Regions from separate parts of the Mus musculus genome. Here region 1 is linked to region 2. Evidence: chromatin loops called from intact Hi-C (ENCODE). Cell type or tissue: left cerebral cortex. All regions are shown on one strand. Links, peaks and the distances in the headings refer to the core of each region. The heading gives the core; the rest is flanking DNA.

Region 1 (11,012 bases), core at 3,904-8,903, 100 kb before region 2:
GTATATATAGTATATACTTAATATATATACACACACATAAATTAAGTATAGTATATACTTAATACATATACATATGTATTACACACACACACATATATATATACATATACATGTATATATATACATATATATGCGCCTTGGTCATGGTGTTGAGTCACAGCAATAAAAAAATGTAACTAGAACAAATTCTATCTATTTACCTCTAACTTTCATGACTTCATTTTCCTTTACAGTTGAGTAATATCCCATTGTGTATGTGTACCATGTTTTTTTCTTATCTACTCGTGTGTTGATGGACATCTATGTGAAATCCTCCTTGCATTGTCAGTTCTACTGTCTTTATTTATTTTATGTGTATGGGTGTTTTTGGCTGCATATATGTCTATGCGCCATGTACATGCCTGGTGCCAAAGGGGGCCAGAAGAGGGCACCAGATCCCCTGGAACTGGAATTTCAGATGGTTGTGACCTACCATGTAGGTGCTAGGAATCAAAAACAGGTCATCTGGAAGAGCAGCCAGTGCTCTTAACTCCTGAGCCATCTCTCCAATTCCAACTTACTGTCTTTGAAACTGGTTACTCTACTGGAAAGATGGCACAGTGGTTGAGAGCACTGGCTGCTCTTGGAAAGGTTCAATTCCCACCACCCACATGGCAGCTCACAACTGTCTGTAACTCCAGTTCCAGGGGACCCAATACCCTCATGCAGACATATATGCAGAGGAAGAACTGTGTATTGTCTAGACCCTGGACATGGCAGAGGGGACAGTGTGGCATTGGATGTCTCTAGGAAATTGGGTCTGACCAAGTATTTCAAGTCAGTCCCTGTATGGGAGGTGATTTTCTATTGACAAAAGGAAGTTAGGAGTAAGATTTAAACTCTAGAAAAATCAAACTGTGTTAAGAAAATGAACCAGGATGCTGGAAAGCTAGTTGAGTGGTTAAGTGTACTGGTTGCTCTTCTAGAAGACTTGGCTTCAATTCCTGTTGATGACAGTTCATTTCCAGGGATCTTACCCCCCATTTCTAGCCTTCGAGGGCACTAATTCAGGCAGGCTAAACACCCATACACTTATATAATTTTAAGTAAAAAGAAAAGGAATTATGTCCAACAAGAACAAATTTGAATACAATTTAAGATCTACTGGTGTGCCTCAGTGGTTCTTAGCAGGTGCTTGAAGTCCAGAAGAAACTCAGGACAAGAGGCTGTGATGCGAGCCGGGCGTGGTGGCACACGCCTTTAATCCCAGCACTCAGGAGGCAGAGGCAGGCAAATTTCTGAGTTTGAGGCCAGCCTGGTCTAAAGAGTGAGTTCCAGGGCAGCCAGGGCTACACAGAGAAACCCTGTCTCAAAAACAAAACAAAACAAAACAAAACAAACAAACAAACAAAAAAAAACAAAGAAAAAAAAAAGGAAAAAGAGGCTGTGCTGCTTATTAGCATGCGGAAGTGCTGGCCTCCAGACCCGCTCAGTACCACCACTACCTGTAGCTCTTCTCACCACCTACCCAAAACTTCAGCTCTCAGGTTCCCTCCCTCAGAGCTCCGCGTTAAGACCATGCTCCCTTTCCTTTGTCTTCCTCTCTTGGCCTCCTCTCCTGCCTCTCACTTTCCTTGTCTTCCTTTCTTGCCCAACCTACCCCTTTCTGCTCATGGCCTGGTCCAGTCTGCTGGCCATATTCAATTGACTACGTCATCTCTCTGTTCTGGGATCCACCAGATGTCTCTGGCTGTTCTCTCCCTCATATCCCAACCACACCTTTGGTAGATGGAAATGGGTGCCAGCATTTGGGGGGACTGGGGTTCCTGTAAACCTGATAGGTAAAGACTTGCACAGCAAAGTAGCTAGAGTAGAACTAACATCTCTAGGTTGCCATTGTGTCCTTTGTTGAGTCTTAGACAACATCCTGGACAGGGCGGGCTCTAGGGAGAAAGGCATAAGGGCTGTATTTTGACTGTTGGGGTCTTCATGTTTTGTAGCTATTTCTTTCCAATTGGAGCTTTCCTTGAAGATGAGAAAAGCTCTGGAAACTCACAGGCCCAGGAAGCTCAAGAGTGTGATAAGAGTCACAAGGACCCTTTCCAAGGTTGTAGAAGCAGTAAGAGCTACTGGGGACAGGAGACTCCCTCTCATAGTGCACACTGCATCCAAAAACGGGGCTTCCATGAGTTGATATCATGCCGCAGGGCTTAGGCGGCTGATGATGTCACCCATGCTCTGTGTGTGACCACAACGGGTTCACTGGCTCACTAGGCTAGAATTGGGTACAGTCATTTCTTTGGTCAATTATTGGTGCTTTATCTGACTAAATAGGTGTCTGCTCACATCTCCCCAGGGAAATTCATACATTCACTTCCCTTAGCCTTCATCTCAATATGTAGCACAAGCCGACTTTGAACTTGAGGTTCACGTGTCTTGTTTCAGCCTCATAATTCTGGGATTAAAGATGTGCACCATCATGCCAGGCTATCTGTTGAATTATTTTTTCCAGCCTTTTGGCAGTGATGTGAAGTAAGGCCATTACTTCCCCCCCCCCCCAAAGTGAGATAAGGAAGAGACAGAGGCAAAAGCCATGAAAGCTGGCAGGGACTGCTTCTCTAAGTACTCAAAGGCCAGGCAGGAAGGGAGCATTTATCTCCTGAGAGGAAGTGTCTGCAGGACTTGCAAACCCTGTGAGAAAATCATCACAGGAGCTGGACTCAAACACCGCCCCTAGTACACTCAGCACAAAAGTTGCGAGTTGAAACCAGAGAGTGAGACTTTTTTTTAAATTATTATTATTTTATTACTGGGTATTTATTTCATTTACATTTCCAATGCTATCCCAAAAGTCCCCCACACCCTCCCACAACCACCCCCCCCACCCACTCCCACCTCTTGGCCCTGGTGATCCCCTGTGAGAGTGAGACTTTTAAGACAGTGACGGTCAAGATAACCACTTCCATTGTGTTGTTTCCTCTCTGACCTTGAAACTTGGCATGTGTTTCTCAGAAAGAGTTCCCTAGTTTTTGTTTTGTTTTGTTTTAAGATTTATTTAATATATGTGAGTACATTGTTGCTATCTTCAGACACACCAGAAAGAGGGCACCGGATCTCATTACAGTTGGTTGTGAGCCACCATGTGGTTGCTGGAAATTGAATTCAGGACCTCTGGAAGAGCAATCAGTGCTCTTAACCACTGAGCCATCTCTCCAGCCCCTTGTTTTGTTTTTTGAAAGAGGGTTTCTCTTATATAGTCCTGGCTGTCCTGGAACCTGCTCTGTAGATCAGGCTAGTCTCGAACTCAGAGATCTGCTTGCCTCTCTGCCTTCTAAGTGCTGGGATTAAATGCATGCTCCACCATTGCCAGATGGCTCAGTATTTTTTAATACAGACAGAATTGGGGGCTGGAGAGATGGATCAGTGTTTCAGAGCACTTGCTGTTCTTACAGAGGATCCAGGGCCTGTTCTTAGCACCCACATGGTGGCTCACTGTCTATAACCACAGTTCCGGGTGATCTGACTCCCTCTTCTGGCCTCCACACATACCAGGCACTCAGCACAGGAACAGGAAGATGCCTCTGAGTTTGAAGCCAGTCTGGTACATAGTGAGTCCCATGCCAGCCAAAGCTGCTGAGTGAGATTCTGTCTTAACCCCTGACAAGTGACACCTCCAAACTCCGATAAAACAAAAAAAAATTCTCTAATTAAACAAGGCATAGAAGGGGTTTTATGTTGGCTTTTTTTGTTGGGGGGGGGTGTATTTTTCTGTTGTTGAGAAGAAAATAATTTGCTTGGTCTACATAGTTCCAGGACAGCCATGGTTATTTAGAGAGGAACAGTCAAGAGAAGAGAGAGAGAGAGAGAGAGAGAGAGAGAGAGAGAGAGAGAGAGAACTGAATGAGGAGACTGTATGAAGAGGGATGACTTGGTGGTAAAGAGCATTTGTTGCTCTTTCAGGGGACTGGAGGTCAGTCCCAAACACCCACATCATGTTAGCTCAAAACCATTTATAATTATGTATGTATGTATGTATGTATGTATGTATGCATGTGTAAACTCATATTTAAGGAATGGTATTGAGAAGGATAAAGAGTGTAGCCTTGTTGGGAGTGTGTCACTCAGAGATGGGGTTTGAAATTTCAATAACTCACAGCAGGCTGAGTCTCTTTCTCTTTCTCATGGCTTGCAGATCAGGATATAAGGTCAGTTACTGTTTCAGAACCTTGTGTTATACTGTACTTTCCAACATGATGATCACGGACTGATAACCCTCCAAAACTCCAAGCAAGCCCTAAGTAAAAGCTTTCTTTTATAAGAGTTGCCTTGGTCATGGTGTCTCTTCACAGCAATAGAAAAGTGACTAAGACAGCAACATTGGCCATTTAGGTGTTTGTAAAGCTGGTGGACATACCCATGCACCAGTTACTCTCTGTCCAAACAGAAGGAATGACGTAAGAGGAGAGACAGCTGTGCACCGGAAGTCAGGATAAAGTGAGGCAGACAGCAGTTTTTTGTTTCCTTCCTTCCTTCCTTCCTTCCTTCCTTCCTTCCTTCCTTCCTTCCTTCCTTCCTCCCTCCCTCCCTCCCTCCCTCCCTTCTTTCTTTCTTTCTTTCTTTCTTTCTTTCTTTCTTCTTTCTTGAGACAGGGTCTCAGTGTGTAGCTCTGGCTGTACTGATTGTGTAGACGAAGCTATCATCAAACCCACAGAGAATCACCTGCCTCTTTCTCCTCATTGCTTAGATTAAAGGCATGCACCATCATACCAGGCTAATTACCACTAGTTGATAATCTGTTGGTGTAGAACAAAATTCTGGAGCCACTTGTCTACTGATGGAATGCATCAATTGCATCTTGAGCTTCCATTTCGTACTGGGTGGGTGTGTTTCATTGCTTGGTTGCCCATCAAATGGGAACCTGATCTGCCTTGCTGACAAACACTGCCGCATATGATGGCTTTCATTAGTTTATTGCCTCTAACCTTAATATGATCACTGTGCTCAGGCCTGACCCCTTCCTTGGGTTTTTCATGGGCTATGGTGAGCTCTGGGGTGTCTCCTCAGCTGCTGCTTCACCAAAGACGTACCAGGTCTGATCTGAAAAGCCCAACAGCTGGCACACGCCATGTCAAATGGGCGGCTTCGCAGGGAATGAAACAGTTAATTTTAACTGCTCAAGCTTGCACTTCCCGAAATACTAAATCTGGCTAGTATTGAACGGTTTTAACTCTTCGCATTCCTTCAGCACGCCACCACTTGAGCTGGGGAGAGAACTCAGAATGAACAAGCTGGTTCAGACTGCAGGATCCTTTGTAATATATAATAATACCGCCGAGCGGTGGTGGCGCACGCCTTTAATTCCAGTACTCGGGAGGCAGAGGCAGGCGGATTTCTGAGTTCGAGGCCAGCCTGGTCTACAGAGTGAGTTCCAGGACAGCCAGGGCTATACAGAGAAACTCTGTCTCGAAAAACAAAAACAAACGAAGAGTATACAACCGAGCCCAGGCCCGTTGTCTGTTCCTAACGTGAGCTCTCTGGCTACCGAGGCAAGGCTGTTAGGTGTAGCCAGAGTCCGCAGTGTGACTCCCGGATTAGTAAGAAGGAGAGAGAGCTCTTTCTGCAGCTCCATAGAGAAGTGGACGGCCTGGGACTGGATAGTGGATTGAGGCTCCTTCGTTTGTTGTCCAGACATTTTCAGTAAAGAACTAGGATCACCACAGCCACCAAATCCCAGGGCCACGCTCCCGGAGAGCGTCGCACCCGCAATTACGTATCCAAGGAGCAGAGACGCGTTGGCTGGTAAAAAGCTCCCGCCGCTGCAACCTCCATTTTGCTTCCTGGCAGAGAATAAAATGGACCTGCTCCTCACTGTCATTTCACTCATCAGGAGGGCATCCGTCTCTTCATCTTCGAGAGCAGCTGTGAGGTAACCTGGTGGCGAGAAACCTGAGCACTGCGAGCCAACTTAGGAAGAGGGAACCCTTGAACTGGGCTTGCCCTCACTGAACATGGCGGCAGAGCCTGGCGCAGCCGATTAGCGCATGCTCACGCTTCAGTTCCCGCCCCTTAGAGGGCGGGATTACAGTGGGAGTGGGAGCGAACTCTGCGGCCCTGCCATAAGTCATCCTTGCCTTTACCGTCAGCCTGATCTAGACCGTAGAGAAAGCATGGAGCCGGTGCCTGCGGCCACGGACGGCGGGGAAAGACCCGCGACGCCGTCGGGCCTGTCGGCTTCTCAGCGGCGAGCGGAGCTGCGGAGGAGAAAGCTGCTCATGAACTCCGAGCAACGCATCAACCGGATCATGGGCTTTCACAGGCCCGGGAGCGGCTCGGGTGAGAGCTTCGGTTTCCCGTCTCCCGCCCACCTCTTTGAGTCTTCAAGCTCCTTCTGCCCACTCCAGCTCGTAAACATTTTGTCCCCAAAATGCATTCTGACCGAACTCTGTCACCGCTCCCTAGGTGACGACCCATATTATATTGTCGCTTAACCCCAGGACGCTCCTTGTTGCTTCCTATTTTCTTGGATCCTTGCCCGGAGGTCGTCTCCACCCTGGCTACAAAGCCTTCGTTCCTGAGTCTCTGTGTACGGTTATCTGAGACAACCCCTATGTTCCTGATTACTCGCCTTTCTTGAAGGCTGTGCATTTTATCCCCAGACCTCCCAGGGAGATTTTCCTATAAGCTCCAGATGCCTTTATTCCCAGTTACTCCCCATGACATAGCTTTTGCCTTTTGCTTCGTAACTCTCGTCCACCACATCAGTCATTACTCAACTGTTGGCTGGTCCGTCCGTTGTGGATTAGAGACCCTATTTCCCTATCTTGGTGGCTATGCTCATTGCTTTCAAAATTATCACCTGTCACACAGGTCCTCCCGAAAGATGTGATGTCCCTGCAGAGATTTCCTTTCATTACCATACATACATCACGTTTCAATAACTGCATTTGCCCTAAGAAAATTCATCTTTCATGCAACCTTGTGTCCAGGACACTGTTTTCTTGTGGACACAATTGAATTCTACTATGCTTGGCCTCTCTAAGTTTCGATTTGGGTGTTTCCTTTAGTAATTGGCTTTTTAGTTGCTCTTTGTGAGCTTGGTAGAACTCAAGAATTTCTCTGAGGCGTTAGAGATATAGTTCTGAACTTCTAGACAATATAAATGAGAGATATGGCTACCACTTTCAAAATCATCTGAAACAGTACAGAAAATATTTTTTTTGTAGTGATCATTCTGAAGATATTCTTAAAGTGTTGGTGTTTGTCTTTCTCAAGTCCCTTTCTTATTCTGTTCTTTTGCTTGAAAAATTTTATCATTTTTAGAGTTCTCTCTTTAAAAGCTAGAACAGCATCCTAAAAGTGCCTGCTCATAGCTGCCCGGGAACAGCAACAGTGGGTACAGGCGGCGCCACACCCTGTGCTCACAGTTAGAAATGCAACTGTAAAATAGAAACCTTGAAAGACTTCAATGATTTTGTATTTTTATCAGTATTAGCTAGTGAAAGAAACTGAGGCACACCTCTTGAGTATTTTGTCTGTGAAAGAGCTATTCTTTATTCCTTGGGACATCCCGTGCTAACTTTGGTAGTTTCTGTCCTCATTGTTTGAACTCCCCTCTGCCAGAGTGCTAGTTTTGCGGCGTTGTATTTTGAAGGTGAAGACGAAGGAGCTGGCTTTGTTTTCTGCATCAGTATTTGTCTGGATTCAGAGACCAAGTTCTAGCAGCAGTGGGAGTGTTTAAGGTGTTTGTGAATATGTAATACACAAGGCTTTATTTTTTCCCCCCTCAGAAGAAGAAAATCAAACAAAATCAAAGCCACAGGACAGTGACAAACTGAACTCCCTCAGCATCCCTTCAGTTTCAAAGAGGGTAGTGCTTGGTGATTCAGTCGATGGAGGAGGAGCTGACCAGCTCGGTGGTGTGGCAGAAGTCAGGGGAACCCAGCTGGGAGACAAACTGGACTCATTCATTAAAGCACCAGAGTGCAGTAGTAAGGATGGAGCTGAGCTCCGGCAGCGGACCAGAGGTGACCTGACAGCAGACCCGGCCCAGAGGGCTTCTCACCACGGCCTAGAACAGTACCTTTCCAGATTCGAAGAAGCGATGAAGTTGCGCAAACAGCTGATCAGCGAGAAACCCAGCCAGGAAGATGGAAGTACCGCGGAAGAGTTTGACTCTTTTCGAATATTTCGATTGGTGGGGTGCGCTCTGCTCGCTCTTGGCGTCAGAGCCTTTGTTTGCAAATATTTGGTAAGACAAGAGCTTCCAGTTATTAACTAGAAGAATGCAAGTTGAGTTGTCGTGATAGGGATTTCTTGCCAGCATTACCAGATCTATCATCAGGCTGTTTGAAAGTGTAGTATAAATTCTGTTATTATCCCAGTTAGAGAATGAGAGCCTATTTATGGTAATAACTAACATCTGTCTACATGCCAGGTACCACTTTATATGCTTGTCTTTTATTCATTGATTTAAATTCCATCTTTATGCACTATATGCTGCTTGAACCCACAAGGACTCAGATGAATTCTCTTACACAGCCGCTGACAGGTGGGGTGAAATACAGGCAGTTTCATCCCAGAACCGGAAGTCCAGATGCTTATATATACTCTGTATTAGCTAGTAGTTTTCCAAGTAGTTTGAGGCATTGAAATGTACTCCTTGTGGTTCAGTGTAGATTGGCATTGTCTATAGTTCAGAAAGGGTTTCTGCAGTATGTAATGTAGTAGCCTCATAACGACAGTTCCTGATGGGACGTAGAAGAGCGCAGAAAGACACAGTTACAGTTCAGTGTCTTGGTGAGAGCTTTTTTCAAAAGATCTATTATTAGTTTATTTTTGTGTTTTGCCTACATGTATGTATGTGTACCATGTGCATGCCTGGTGCCTCCTGAGATCAGAAGAGGGTGTCAGGCCAGGCGGTGGTGGCGCATTAATCCCAGCACTTGGGAGACAGAGGCAGGTGGATTTCTGAGTTCGAGGCCAGCCTGGTCTACAGAGTGAGTTCCAGTACAGCCAGAGATACACAGAGAAACCCTGTCTCGAAAAAAAAAACAAAAAACAAAAAAACAAAACAACCAACCAAACAAAAAGGTGTCAGATCCTCTGGAACTGGAATCGCAGGCAGCTGTGAGCGACCATGGGGGTGCTGGGAACTGAACTCAAACACTGTTACCCAACCAGCCACTGCTCCAGCCTCCCAATGTCTTGATTTGAAGTAGGACCATTCAATAGTCATTTTAAGAATGCTTACTGTATATTGGGTATGTACAAAACATCGTAAGGCAAAACAAGTTTTAAAATGTGCTTTATGCAGCCAGGCATAGTAGCTCATGCCTTTAATCACAGCGCTTGGGAGGCAGAGGCAAGCAGAGCTCCGAATTCAAGGCCAGCCTGGTCTACAGAGCAAGTTCCAGGACAGCCAGGGCTTCACAGAGAAACCCTGTCTCAAAGACAAAGCAAAACAATATAACAACAATAACAAAACCTCTGATTTTATGCAAATATTTTCTTAAATAGAATCTGTTCAACAGATTTGATTGTCTCTCTGATGATAAATTCTCACCATAACAGAGGCCAGATGATTTTAGTCTGCGAGCCAAGAGCTGCTCTTATTTAAGGGCTCTGTGCTGTCATGATTCAAAAGCTATGCCTGGTTTTTGTTTTGTTTTGTTTTGTTTTGTTTTTTGTTTTTTGAGACAGGGTTTCTCTGTGTAGCCCTGGCTGTCCTAGAACTCACTCTGTAGAGCAGGCTGGCCTTGAACTCAGAAATCCGCCTGCCTTTGCCTCCCGAGTGCTGGGATCAAAGGCGTGCGCCACCACTCTCGGCTTTGTTTTTTTTTTTTTTAAAAACAAAGATTTGTTTATTGTATTTGTGTGATTGTTTTGCTTACATATATGTATGTATACTCGTGTGTGCAGAGTACCTTCCCGGTCAGAAGAGGGTGACAGAGCTCTGTGGAACTAGAGTTATAGGTGGTTGTGAGCTGCCATGTGGGCACTGGGAATTGAACCCGGTTCTTTTGCAAGAGCAAGAAGTGTTCTTTCCCACTGTGCCATCTATCCAGGCCCAGTGCCTCATTTCTACGTAAGGATTTTTGTTGTTTTGGTTTTCGGGTTTTACTCATATCAGATATTCAGTTGTTTGTTTCTTGCCTCTGCCACAGGACAATGTTTGTTCCTTTGCCCCTTTGATGACCTTTTACATCTTAGTAATAATTATGTAGAATAAGTGCCATATTGATCTTTTTCCTTTTGTTGAAAATGAGATATCAAGCTGCCAAGCTTTTTTTTTTTTTTTTTAATTTACATTGGTGTTCTTGTATGTCTGTGTGAGGGTGTAAAATCCTCTGGAACTGGAATTACAGACAGTTGTGAACTGCCATGTGGGTGCTGGGATTTGAACCTGGGTACTTTGAAAGAGCAGCCAGTGCTCTTACTCGCTGAGTCATCTCTCAGGCCCCCACCCTACTCTGTTTCAAGAAAGCCAGGTTGTTGTTGTCAGAGGGATCTGTGGCTTCCCTCGGAAGCTGGGTTTATGCAGACTTTTAGTCATTTGTCAGTCTCCTCCAGGGGAGAGAGATGTTACTGTACCACTTTTTTTTTTTTTTTTTTTTTTTTGAATTTATTTCTAAATGTCACATAGGTCAAAGATGTCTCAAGAGAAACCTGGATATTTTTTTTTTAAGATTTATTTATTTATTATATGTAAGTACACTGTAGCTGTCTTCAGACACTCCAGAAGAGGGCGTCAGATCTTGTTACAGATGGCTGTGAGCCACCATGTGGTTGCTGGGATTTGAACTCTGGACCTTCGGAAGAACAGTTGGGTGCTCTTACCCACTGAGCCATCTCACCAGCCCGTTACTGTACCACTTAATGTTACCAAAGAAGGTAAGCTTTGGAGCCGGGCTTGGTGGCGCACACCTTTAGTCCCAGCACTTGGGAGGCAGAGGCGGGCGGATTTCTGAGTTCGAGGCCAGCCTGGTATACAGAGCGAGTTCCAGGACAGCCAGGGCTACACAGAGAAACCCTGT
Region 2 (11,012 bases), core at 2,387-7,386:
TTTTAAAGATTTTTTTTTCATTTATGGTGTATTAGGGTTCTCTAGAGGAACAGAGCTGATTATATATATCACACACACACACACACACACACACACACACACACACACACACACTCTCCTGATAGGAAGGCCAAGAATCCGTTAATTGTTAGTCTCCAGGGCTAGATGTCTCAGCTGCTCTCCAGCCTGCATGGGAATCCCAAAGAAGTCCGTTCAAACGTCAGTGAGGGGATGGCTCCCAGGCAGGCAAACGTCAGTGAAGGGATGGCTCCCAGGCAGGCTGGAAGGACTTGTTAGTTAGAGCGAGGGCAAGCAGGCAAAAAAGCAAAGCCTCCTCCTTCCATGTTCTTCATGTAGGCGGCCACCAGAAGGTACGACCCAGTTTTAGGGTGGGTCTTCTCTCTTCAAATGATCCAGACGGGAAGGCACCTCACACAGCTGCCTGGGTTTTAGTTGATGCCACATGTGGTCAAATTGACAACCAAGATTAGCCATCACACACGGAATGTGAGTGCCTGCATGTATGTTGAGGCAGAGATACTCGGAGCTGAGGTGACGGGAAGCGGTGACCTGCCCCATACAGGTCCTCCAGGAGCGCCATCTGTGTGTGCTCTGAACTCCTGAGCAGTCTCTTTCGTCCTGAGTAACTCCTCTGTCTGCTTCCAGAAAGTGTGTGCGTGGGCCGGCCTGAGGAATGGCACTGTTTGTCAAGCTCAGAAGTGAGCCCTCCTCTGGGACTGGGTCGCCCTCTTCCCCACTCTCCCTTCCTAAAGCTTTTGGCATCCTCTTCTCGCCTTGATGATGGAGGACACTGTCATTACAGGGGGTGGACCACGTGCTTGCTTGTATGGCAGCATCAGAATGACATAGTGACATTGCTCATCCAACACTGCTTGTTAGTGCTGGGAGAAACTGAGGCGTGGCGGGGTTAAGCAGTGTCCCCAAAGGTCATAGCTGCTTCTGTCCTCAGACCACTGCCAGAACCCGGACTGGCCAAGTGAAGGCAAAAGAAGCCTGCAGGCCACCTCTGCTAAGTCCTCCCTCCCTAGTTTCGAGCCTTCCGCTGTGTAGATTGAGTCAGAATTTCTTTGCACCAATCTGGGAAAGAATTGCTTACTGTATGCTGATCTTTTTGGAAGGAAGGGATGGCCATTCTAAAGTTTGAAGTTTGTTTTTTTTTTTTTCCTGTCAAGAAAATTGACACACGGTGCTTCATCCATGAATTAGAATTTTCTGGTCTGTGTTGTTTTGACATTTGGAATTGCTGGGTCATGGCTGGAATTATGTGCTAATACCAACTGACTTGGATTGCAGAACAGGACTGCCCCAGCCCCGAACCATAAGGCTGTGGCAAGGAACAGAGCAAAAGTCAAAAGTTTGACTTCCAAAACCACAGGTCATAAGGAACTTTTCATTGATATCTACCAATTCTCCCAGGGAAGCCACGTGAGGACATTCGTTGTAGGGCTTTCTAACTTAACTGCCTTCTTTGTCTTACAGCCTTTCTACCAGATTTGGCACTGTAGCTGTCCCTAACATTTTGTTATTTCAAGGAGCTAAACCAATGGCAAGGTTTAACCATACAGATCGCACCCTGGAAACACTGAAAATCTTCATTTTCAATCAGACGGGTATGTAGAAATAACATCCGGGGGAGGAAGGCTTTTTTTTTTTTGTTTTGTTTTGTTTTGGTTTGGTTTTTTGAGACAGGGTTTCTCTGTGTAGCCCTGGCTGGCCTGGAACTCATGAGGATCTTTGTTAGTTGCAGCACTGCAGCTAGCTATTGTGATTATAAACTTTAGCTGAATTGTTGGGCGTGCTTATGACTTAGTTATTTTTATTATGCTGAGTTCCATTTTTTAATCCATTTGAAGAAGTTGCTTTAATTCCTTAGTGTTTGCCAAAACATATGGCCCTATTGTTTCTTCCTTGTAAAGGCTTGATTGTGGTGAGTGGAAGAACTGTGTTCCTGGGAAACTCCTCTTTCTCACAGCTGTCTAGCCGTGACTTCCAGCCTCCCTCTTCCCCCTGAGGGGCACTTACTAGAAATGAGTGCAGATTGGAACGCTCCTCAGGGCATGGTGTTCTCATTTCTTTCTGACACCAAAGAGCAAAGACTCTCCTTATTTCAGGTTATCTCAGAGTAACTGAGTGCCTTAGGGTTGCTGGGAATTCTGAGCCTCATGCTGGGCCCTGATTCACCAGTCCACTGGGAGAGAAAGCCATTGTGTTTGGTGATTGCAGAGGAGTTCTAGGTGCCTGGCATCTTTGATCACTGTCCAGTGGTGGGTAACTGTCTTCCATGAACTCATTTAAAGGCATCTTGATAACCTGTGGGAACTTCTGAGAGTAGCTTTATTTTGTTGAACTTTGGTCTTAAGAGAACAGAAGGTGACTCTTAAGAGTACATTGACCAGAAAAGCTCCAAGGAGTCAGAAATTCTAGAGTTTTAGCTTTGAAAGGCTGGAAGGATTCCCGATCCTTTGATGTGGTGGGAGGAAAGAAAATCACACTGACACACAAGTGAAATCCTTCCAAGATATGCTTGAGATGGTGTTTATTTTAGGGTCGCTTGTCATTTTGCATGCCGTGCATCATACTTCAGACAAGCCTCAGATGTGTTTTCTTTCTGATTTGAAACAATTAATTTCTCTTTCAGGTATAGAAGCCAAGAAAAATGTGGTGGTAACGCAGGCTGACCAGATGGGCCCTCTCCCCAGCACTTTGATAAAGACTGTGGATTGGTTGCTGGTGTTTTCCTTGTTCTTTTTAATTAGTTTCATTATGTATGCTACCATCCGCACTGAGAGTATTCGGTGGCTGATTCCAGGACAAGAACAGGAACACGCAGAGTAAAGACAGAACTGAACTGGAACAAGAGGGGTCTCAGCCCCTCCTTTGTGGACTTAGCATTACAGTCGCTAAATGTGTGGACTTGCAACGGAAATCAGATTCAAGAATCATGTTCTTGTTGGACTACTGAAAAGCTGAAAAGATTTCATATAAATGTGTTTTTCCTATGACAACTAGCAGGTACAAAAATGTCCACTAGAATTGACTGTTGTTGCTTTTTAATACTTGAACATAATGAATTTCTTTTCTAGTGTCGTCAAACAGGAAAGTGTTGTCTCAGAAGAGGAGCTAAGATGGGAAGTATGGGCTAGGACGGGAAGTGCAGGTCTACTACAGGACCAGGTGAAAAATAAAGTCACTGAAACAATTCAAAGTGGTTTCGCTTGTTTCTGGGAATGGCAGACTTTAGGAGAAACTCCTAATTCTAATTAAAACATGTTAATTCTGTGCTAGAGCACAGACATTGCCCAGTCATATACTAGCACACAGCTAGATTGAGATCCAAAGGAAGTTAAGAACCCTGTCCTTGCCTGGAGGTTGAGTCTGGTCTAGTTTAGGACACAGCAAAGAGATGACATGGGCCGCTGAGATGGCTTAGCAGATAAAGGTGCTTGTCACCAAGTGTGAAGATCTGAGTTCGATCCCTGTGTTCCACACGGTGGGAGGAGAGAACTGGCAAATTGGTAATATTAATGTGCTAATTTAGAAAAACTAACAGGATAGTGCATGGTGACACGTCCAAAATCCCCAGCTTCTGGGAGGTGGAGATGGATGTTCCAGGCCAGCCTCTGCAACTCTACCTGGCTTCATGAAACTGTCTCAGGAAAGGAATACAACAAAGTTACCTAGTAAAAAAACCAAAATGAGGGGGCTGGAGAGATGATTCAGTGGTTAAGAGCACTGACTGCTGAGTTCAAGTCCCAGCAACCACATGGTGGCTGGCTCAAAACCATTTGTCATAAGATCTGACGCCCTCTTCTGGTGTGTCTGAAGATAGCTACAGTGTACTTACATATAATAAATAAATAAATCTTTAAAAAAAAAAAAAAAAACAAACCCAAAACCAAAAAGATACAAATCGAGCTAAAAGCTGCAACATTTTACTCAAAACTCAGCACTAAGTTAAGCCCCGCCCCTACCCCCCCCACCCAGCATGGGTTTTAAAATGAATTTTATTGTCAGTTACATCGCAAGAAAAAAAATGACAAAAGAATAATAAAGATCAATATACACACATAGGACCTGCATGTAAGGGAACAGAGTTGTCTCCACCCGTCCTGGGTGGGTAATGCACTTGTGCATGCAGCATGGTCGAGCTGCAGAGAGGAGCGAGCTCAGCGCGGCGTTCCGGGTCGCGGCAGCCGGGTCTTTAAGCCCTGAGCACAGCAGCGGTGGCCCGGCGCGCAGAGGGCGCTCGGTCTGCAAAGAGTTCCCGCGGGCGCGGCGGCCATCCCCTTCGGGGGCCTTCGGTGCCTGCGCCGCGTCAGGCAGCACGCCGGGCAGCCCGGGACCATGGTGGCGGCAGCGGCGGTGGCTGTAGCGGCGGTGGGAGCGCGTAGCGCGGGGCGGTGGCTGGCGGCGCTGCGCAGCCCGGGCGCGAGCAGGGCGGCCATGGTGAGTGCGGCCCGGGCGAGCCACCGGGCCTTCGTTCCTTCTGCTGCGTGGGGGCGACTGCGCGCGCAGACCCGCAGCTCACACGCCATAGCCCCCGCGCGGGGGAGGACGAGGCTGGGAGACATCCGTGAGTTCGAGACCAGCCAGGGCTCCGTAGTGGACCCTGCCTCAAACAAAACAGAACACCCAGACAGCTTCTGCCGTAGTTTTTGAGCGTGCTCACCGGAAACATTATCGTGGGAAAAAACAAATCCAAATGTGACGTTTAGTTGCGAAGCCATTCTGTGGGCTGCGAGCAGTCCTGGGGTGACCAGGACCTAAGTGACCAGCTAACCGTGTTGTTCTTGGTCAGGGGGCTTTAGAAGAGTTAGTAACCCCTCCACGCCCTTTTCCCGTTTTTGAAGGGCACATCGATTTTTTTTTCCCTCACCACTTTTAAAGAGGACATTTCGTTTTCTTACTCTGTCAGATTTTAGAATTTTGCCTGTGCGTTGCGGCTTGTAATTCTTACATCTGGCGAGGCTGAGGCAGGAGGATTACGGCGCAGCCGGCGAGGAGTGCTGGGAGACCGTCTGAGGTGTACTTTGAGAGTGTGAGGGGTAGAGGGGAGAGAGAGTTAGCCGAGGGTAAGTTTTTTTTAACACGCAGCTCCATCTAGTGGAAAATGCAGCATGAAACTCACCGTTTCCTTTACGGGCGCTCACTAGAGCCTATTTGACAACGTTTTTATGAAGAACTCGTAGACATAATTTATTTTCCTGTAAAATTTCTATAATGAATTTCCCCAAATAAATATTTTTCTTATATTACACAGTAGAATTGTTGAAGTCAGAAAATTATGCTGATAACGTCCATTGTTTTTGACTAATGACTTTAGAGATTTTTTTGTTTCCTGGTGTAATCCAGGACTAGTCATTGCATTTGGTTAACATTTTAAAAATTAATTTAATTAAAATAATTTTCATACAGATGTATTCAGGTACACTAAACTCTGCTCCCTTTCCTACCTGATTCTTTTCTTCCAATAAAAGAAGGAATGACATTTCATTTTGCTTTGTTTTTAATGGATGAGTTTCTTGTAGCTAAGGCCGACCTTGAACTCAGATACATTCCTGCTTCCACCTCCCAAGTCCTGAGAACACAAGCCTGTGCCACCACCCTCGATGTGAAATTGCTTTACTATAAAACATGTAAACTAGCTCAGATTTCTGTACAACTCGATTGCTGCAACCTAGGTGAGTTTTAGGGCCTGCTCCTGCCTAAGGTGCTGGTGACCTTACAAAACCATGGTGCCTGGGAAGGAATGAGTAGACAGATTGATTGGAATGGCTGCTGTGTGTCAGAGTCTGTTTTGGGCACCATCACATTTACGACCTTTCCCCCTCCTTTCAGCTCTTCCTCCCTTCCTCATCCCTGTCTTTCCTTCCACCTAATAATGGGGATGTAGACCAAGCTGGCCTTAAACACAGAAATCCCCCTGCCTCTTTCTCCTGAGAACTGAGACTAAAGCATATACTACTGTGCTTAGTGAAAGATCTCTCTCTCTTTTTTTAAAGATGTATTTATTATTATATATAAGTACACTGTAGCTGTCTTCAGATGAGCCAGAAGAGGGCATCAGGTCTCATTATGGGTGGTTGTGAGCCACCATGTGGTTGCTGGGATTTGAACTCAGGACCTTCAGAAGAGCAGTCAGTGCTCTTACCCGCTGAGCCATCTCACCAGCCCCGTGAAAGATCTCTTTAAGTCTTTCAAAGACCAAATATTTCATCCAAGCATTCAGGAGAAAGAAGCAGGTGGATCTGTGAGTTCGAGGCCAGCCCGGTCTACAGAGAGAGCTCCAGGACAGCCAGGGCTACACAGAGAAACCCTGTCTCGAAAAACAAAATAAAACAAAACAAAATAAAACAAAACAAAAAAACCTAACCCACCAACCAACCAAACCATTTCTTAGCATTTCGATACTGTCCAACCCTGTATAGACTCAAGGAACCTGGAAGCCAGAGAGGCCAAGCTTAGCATGCAACAGTAATAAGTTAGAAAGCCAATCGCTTACACTGTCTACCTCCTGTGGTTCCTTACATCTCCCTCCATGTCTGTGAAAAGCATTCCCAGACTGTTACAAAGGACTGTGCTGGAGGCTGGAAAGATGGCCTAGCAGTCAAGAGCACTGGCTGCTCTTGCAGAGGACCTGGGTTCCATTCCAGTACCAACACGGTGGCTCACAACCATCTGTAACTTCAGTACCAGGGAGTCTGATGTCCTCTTCTGGCCTCTATCAGCAACACAGTGCATATATATGCCCAGGCAAAACACATAAAATAGAAGTAAATAACTCTTTAGAAGATAAAACAGTTAACAAACAAGCAAGCAAAGGGTTCTGTTGAAGGCACGTCTTTGCAGGGCCCTTGGTGTTATGTAGCCGAAGCGGCCCCATTCCAGTCCTTTCCACGATCCCTGTTGTTGGGTGGACATCCTGTATGAGTGAGCCTGCATACTTTGATCTCCATAAGCTTGTGGATAGCCTAGCATCAGAGAAAAACAGTGCCTTCTAGAGCCTCTGGATCACACAGCACAGTCCATTCTACAATCTCTGGATGACCACAGCATAGTCTATTCTAGAACCTTTGGATCACCACAGCACAGTCCATTCTAGAGCCTCTGGATGATCACGGCATAGTCCATTCTAGAGCCTCTGGATGATCACGGCATAGTCTATTCTACAGTCTCTGGATGATCACGGCAGTCTATTCTATGGCCTCTGGATGACCACAGTACGGTCCATTCTACGGCCTCTGAATAACATTGGCATAGCCCATAGTGTGCTTCATGGTTTTCCTTGATGTCAGATCCCTGTGAAAATCTAACAGTTGTTTCTTTCCTGAAATGCTCTGAGTGGCCTTAAGTAGTTAAGTGATAGACAGGTGGGAGTGTTTTCTATAGTCGACCCCTGTGTGGAAAATATCCGAACTCCGTGGGTTTGGTGGTGTTTATCTATGATTCTAGTACTGAGGAGGCTGAGGCAGGGTGAAACCTGGGCTAGTGAGAACTTACCACGGCTACCCAGCCAAAGACACACGCACACACACACACACACACACACACACACACACACACACACACAGAGAGAGAGAGAGAGAGAGAGAGAGAGAGAGAGAGAACTCAGAACTTTTCTTTTTCTTTCTTTCTTTTCTTTTTTTTTTTTTTGAGACAAGATTTCTTTGTGTAGCCCTGGCTGTACTAGAACTTGATATGTAGACCAGGCTGGCCTCAAACTCAGAGAGCCACCTGCCTCTTTCTTCTGAAAGCTGGGATTAAAGGCGTGTGCCACCACGCCTGGCTCTTAATTCTGAACATTAAGTGCTTATTTTGGATTCCAGGCCTTTGAATGTTTTTGCTTACGATCCATTGTCATTCTTCCCTTTGTAGTGGGAGGCAATAGCTGCTGAATCAGGGAGAACAAACTAGAAAACGGGCGTTGGCACAGGACAAGTTTTTGTGCCTTGACGGTTTTAATGTCTGTGATCAGAAGTTTGAGGAGTCCAGAAGCAGAAGTGAGTTGCAGCTTCATATATGGAATCTGGAGCATGCAGCTCTGTCTTCCACCCCCAGGGCCTTCGGCATTAGCTCAGTCTTTTCAGAGAGAGTCTAGATGAGAATGTCTAACTGGGCTGGGCAGTGGTGATGCACACCTTTAATCCCAGCACTCGGGAGGCAGAGGCAGGTAGATTTCTGAGTTCGAGGCCAGCCTGGTCTACAAAGTGAGTTCCAGGACAGCCAGGGCTACACAGAGAAACCCTGTCTCGAAAACCCAAAAAACCAACCAACCTCCCACCCCCTCACTCGCCCCCCCCCAAAAAAAAAAGAATGTCTAACTGGAGCTTGGTAGCTGCCCTGTAAGGAGCTGAGGCTCTTAAGCTGGAATGAGAAGCTGTGTTCACAGTTTATAGTAGTGTGTCTATGGTGTTCAGTGTTTTAAGTTAGCTATGAAAGACACTGGTCAAATGGCCAAAGGTCTGAGTGGTGACTACCAGAAATGAGTGAGGAATGAGGGGACAGTGCAGGCAGGTACCGTGGATGCTCTGGCTGGTCCGGTGACACACAGAGGGAGTTTGTTTTACAGGTGCTTTTAACAGCAAGGCAAAGCCTTTTTGCCTGTGGTAGAGGGGCTGTGGACTCCAGAGGCTCTTACACGAAATTTCATGGATGTATATGCTTGGTCCCCCCCACCTCCCATAGAAGGTTTTCATTATATATGAGAGAGAGTAGATGGGCTGGAGAAATGGCTCAGGGGTTAAGAGCACTGACTGATCTTCCAGAGGTCCTGAGTTCAATTCCCAGCAACCACATGGTGACTCACAACCATCTGTAATGGGGTCTGATGCTCTCTTCTGGTGTGTCTGAAGACAGCTACAGTGTACTGATAGACATAAACTAAATAAATCTTAAAAAAAAGAAAGAGAGCCGGCCATGGTGGTGCACGTCTTTAATCCCAGCACTCGGGAGGCAGAGGCAGGCGGATTTCTGAGTTTGAGGCCAGCCTGGTCTACAAAGTGAGTTCCAGGACAGCCAGGGCTACACAGAGAAACTCTGTCTTGAAAAACCAAAAAAAAAAAAAAAAAAAAAAAAAAAACCCAAAGAGAGAGAGAGAGAGAGAGAATAGGCATCTATCTTAGTTAGTGTTCTATTGCTATGAGGAGACACCATGACCACAGCAACTTTTATAAAGGACAGCGATTGATTGGGGCTGGCTTACAGTTTCAGAGGTTTAGTTCATTGTCATCATGGAGGGAAACATGGTGGCCTGCAGATAGATAAGGTGCTGCAGGAGCTGAGAGTTCTATATCTCCATCTGCAGGCAGCAGCAGGAGACTGTAAGCCAACTGGATGTAGCATATGAGACCTCCCTACAGTGACACACTTCCTTCAACAAGGCCACACCTTCTAATAGTGCTACTTCCTATTGGATGAGAATTCAAATACATGAGTCTGTGGGGGCCATTCATGTTCAAACCTCCACAACGTTCTAAGTAGTTCACCATGTGAGTGAGCTGCAGAGACGGAAGGTGCTAGAAGTCCATCCACAGAACATCAAGCCAGCAGTTAAAACAAGTCCCACCAGCAGCTTCCTTAAAGAGCTGTTTGCCTCTTTTGTGCATCCTGGAATCATGTAACATCTAGGAAGGTTCGTGACAGTCTTAGGCATATCTGTAATAAACCAGAGTTGCTGAATTGTGGCGTCTGAGGCGGCACTTGGAGTAGGAGACAGGACACCAGCCATCCTCTGTACAGCCCACAGTTTGTCTGTCTTGAGAAAAAAGGAATGAGAGATAGCTAGAATTTGTTTCCCTTGAGATTTTTTTTTTCCTACAAAGCATCATAATCTAAAGAGGTATCCGTTTATGGAAAGAGTTTAAATAAACGCCTACCCTTGCAGACAGGAAATATGTTTTCTCCCTAGTCTTCAGATGCACAGTGGTTGACGGCAGAGGAGAGGGACCAACTTATTCCTGGCTTGAAAGCAGCAGGGTGGTCGGAACTGAGTGAGAGAGATGCCATCTACAAAGAGTTCTCCTTCAAAAATTTCAATCAGGTAATTCCTGCGAACCGCTGATGTGCCAGGTTCCGTTTGCATGTCCTGTTACTGTTTCTGTGGCTCCTTTCTGTCTGGTGGCATGTGGACTACGATCCATATCCTCTCTTCCTTATGAGTTGATGACAGAGACCATCTCTGCTGACGGGCCGTTCTAGCTCTGGGCAAGGTTTGATTTTTGGGTTACATAGAAAATCAGTACTGGGTGGTGGTATACATTTGTAATCCCAGCAATTGGGAAAGTGAGACAGGATTGTTAGTTCAGGTTAGCCTGGACTACATAGTGAGTTCTGGCCTTATCCGAGATGGAAGACTCTATCCAACACACACACACACACACACACACACACACACAGAGAGAGAGAGAGACAGACAGACAGACAGACAGATGGGTGGGGGGACAGACAGACAGAATGAGAATGAGTGAATATCAGATCTTGAAGCTGCTATAGTTTTGATTTAGGGATGGGTGAGATATTTAGCCTTTTCCTAAATTTTCAATATCAATAAATAAGCATATGAGTGTTTTTCTATATATTAGAAGGGTGTGTGGATAAGGCCAGTTGAGAAACATAACCTGCTTGCTATCTCTACTTTTTCAGGGCACTTAAAAAAATCTCCTTTTATTTGTGCCTCTAAATTCTCTTCTAAGCTGCACTCTCTACTTCCCGCCCCCTTCTGGCCCGCAGCCCTTGAACATTTCCTCAGACTCTGGCCTCCGCCTTGGAGACTGCCTTCACAGGTAACTGTTCTGTTCGGGCCCCACCCTGTTCAGAGCGTCGTCTCCCATGACCTAGCCTTCGCGAGTACTTCGCTGCTTCTGTGTGAGGTCATTGCTTTGGGCTGGTTCATGTTTGCCCAGTTACTTTAGTAATCCTTTGGACAGATTTATTGTTTTTATTTATGTCAGGTGTTGGCATCTAGAAGTCAGAGACCGTGTTTGCTTAGCTCT

Evidence for each region. Hi-C counts contacts between places; a loop is a spot of excess contacts. Peaks named below come from ENCODE experiments on the same cell type or tissue, not always from the same donor. Only the 100,000 strongest peaks of a DNase experiment are listed, where the experiment ranks them.
Region 1: it touches region 2 in a loop (2.3-fold over the local background); 1 of 42 quality-filtered maps calls a loop at or near these places.

What each region holds. Positions count from the first base shown.
Region 1 is chr13:55,616,945-55,627,956 of GRCm38, forward strand. It overlaps Caml (calcium modulating ligand), which reads left to right and starts at 6,061. Exons shown (of 4, transcript NM_007596.2): 1 at 6,061-6,312; 2 at 7,767-8,227. The coding sequence starts at 6,147. In left cerebral cortex, for the core only: no CTCF peak of the experiment used is centred there; DNase peaks (open chromatin) are centred at 5,788 and 6,015; H3K4me3 peaks cover 2,099 bases; H3K27ac peaks cover 1,597 bases.
Region 2 is chr13:55,723,008-55,734,019 of GRCm38, forward strand. It overlaps Txndc15 (thioredoxin domain containing 15), which reads left to right. Exons shown (of 5, transcript NM_175150.3): 4 at 1,501-1,631; 5 at 2,660-3,220. The coding sequence ends at 2,856. It overlaps Pcbd2 (pterin 4 alpha carbinolamine dehydratase/dimerization cofactor of hepatocyte nuclear factor 1 alpha (TCF1) 2), which reads left to right and starts at 4,361. Exons shown (of 4, transcript NM_028281.1): 1 at 4,361-4,467; 2 at 9,929-10,060. The coding sequence starts at 4,366. In left cerebral cortex, for the core only: CTCF peaks have their summits at 3,818 (motif pointing left) and 5,123 (motif pointing left); DNase peaks (open chromatin) are centred at 2,606, 3,690, 4,400 and 5,087; H3K4me3 peaks cover 1,254 bases; H3K27ac peaks cover 1,128 bases.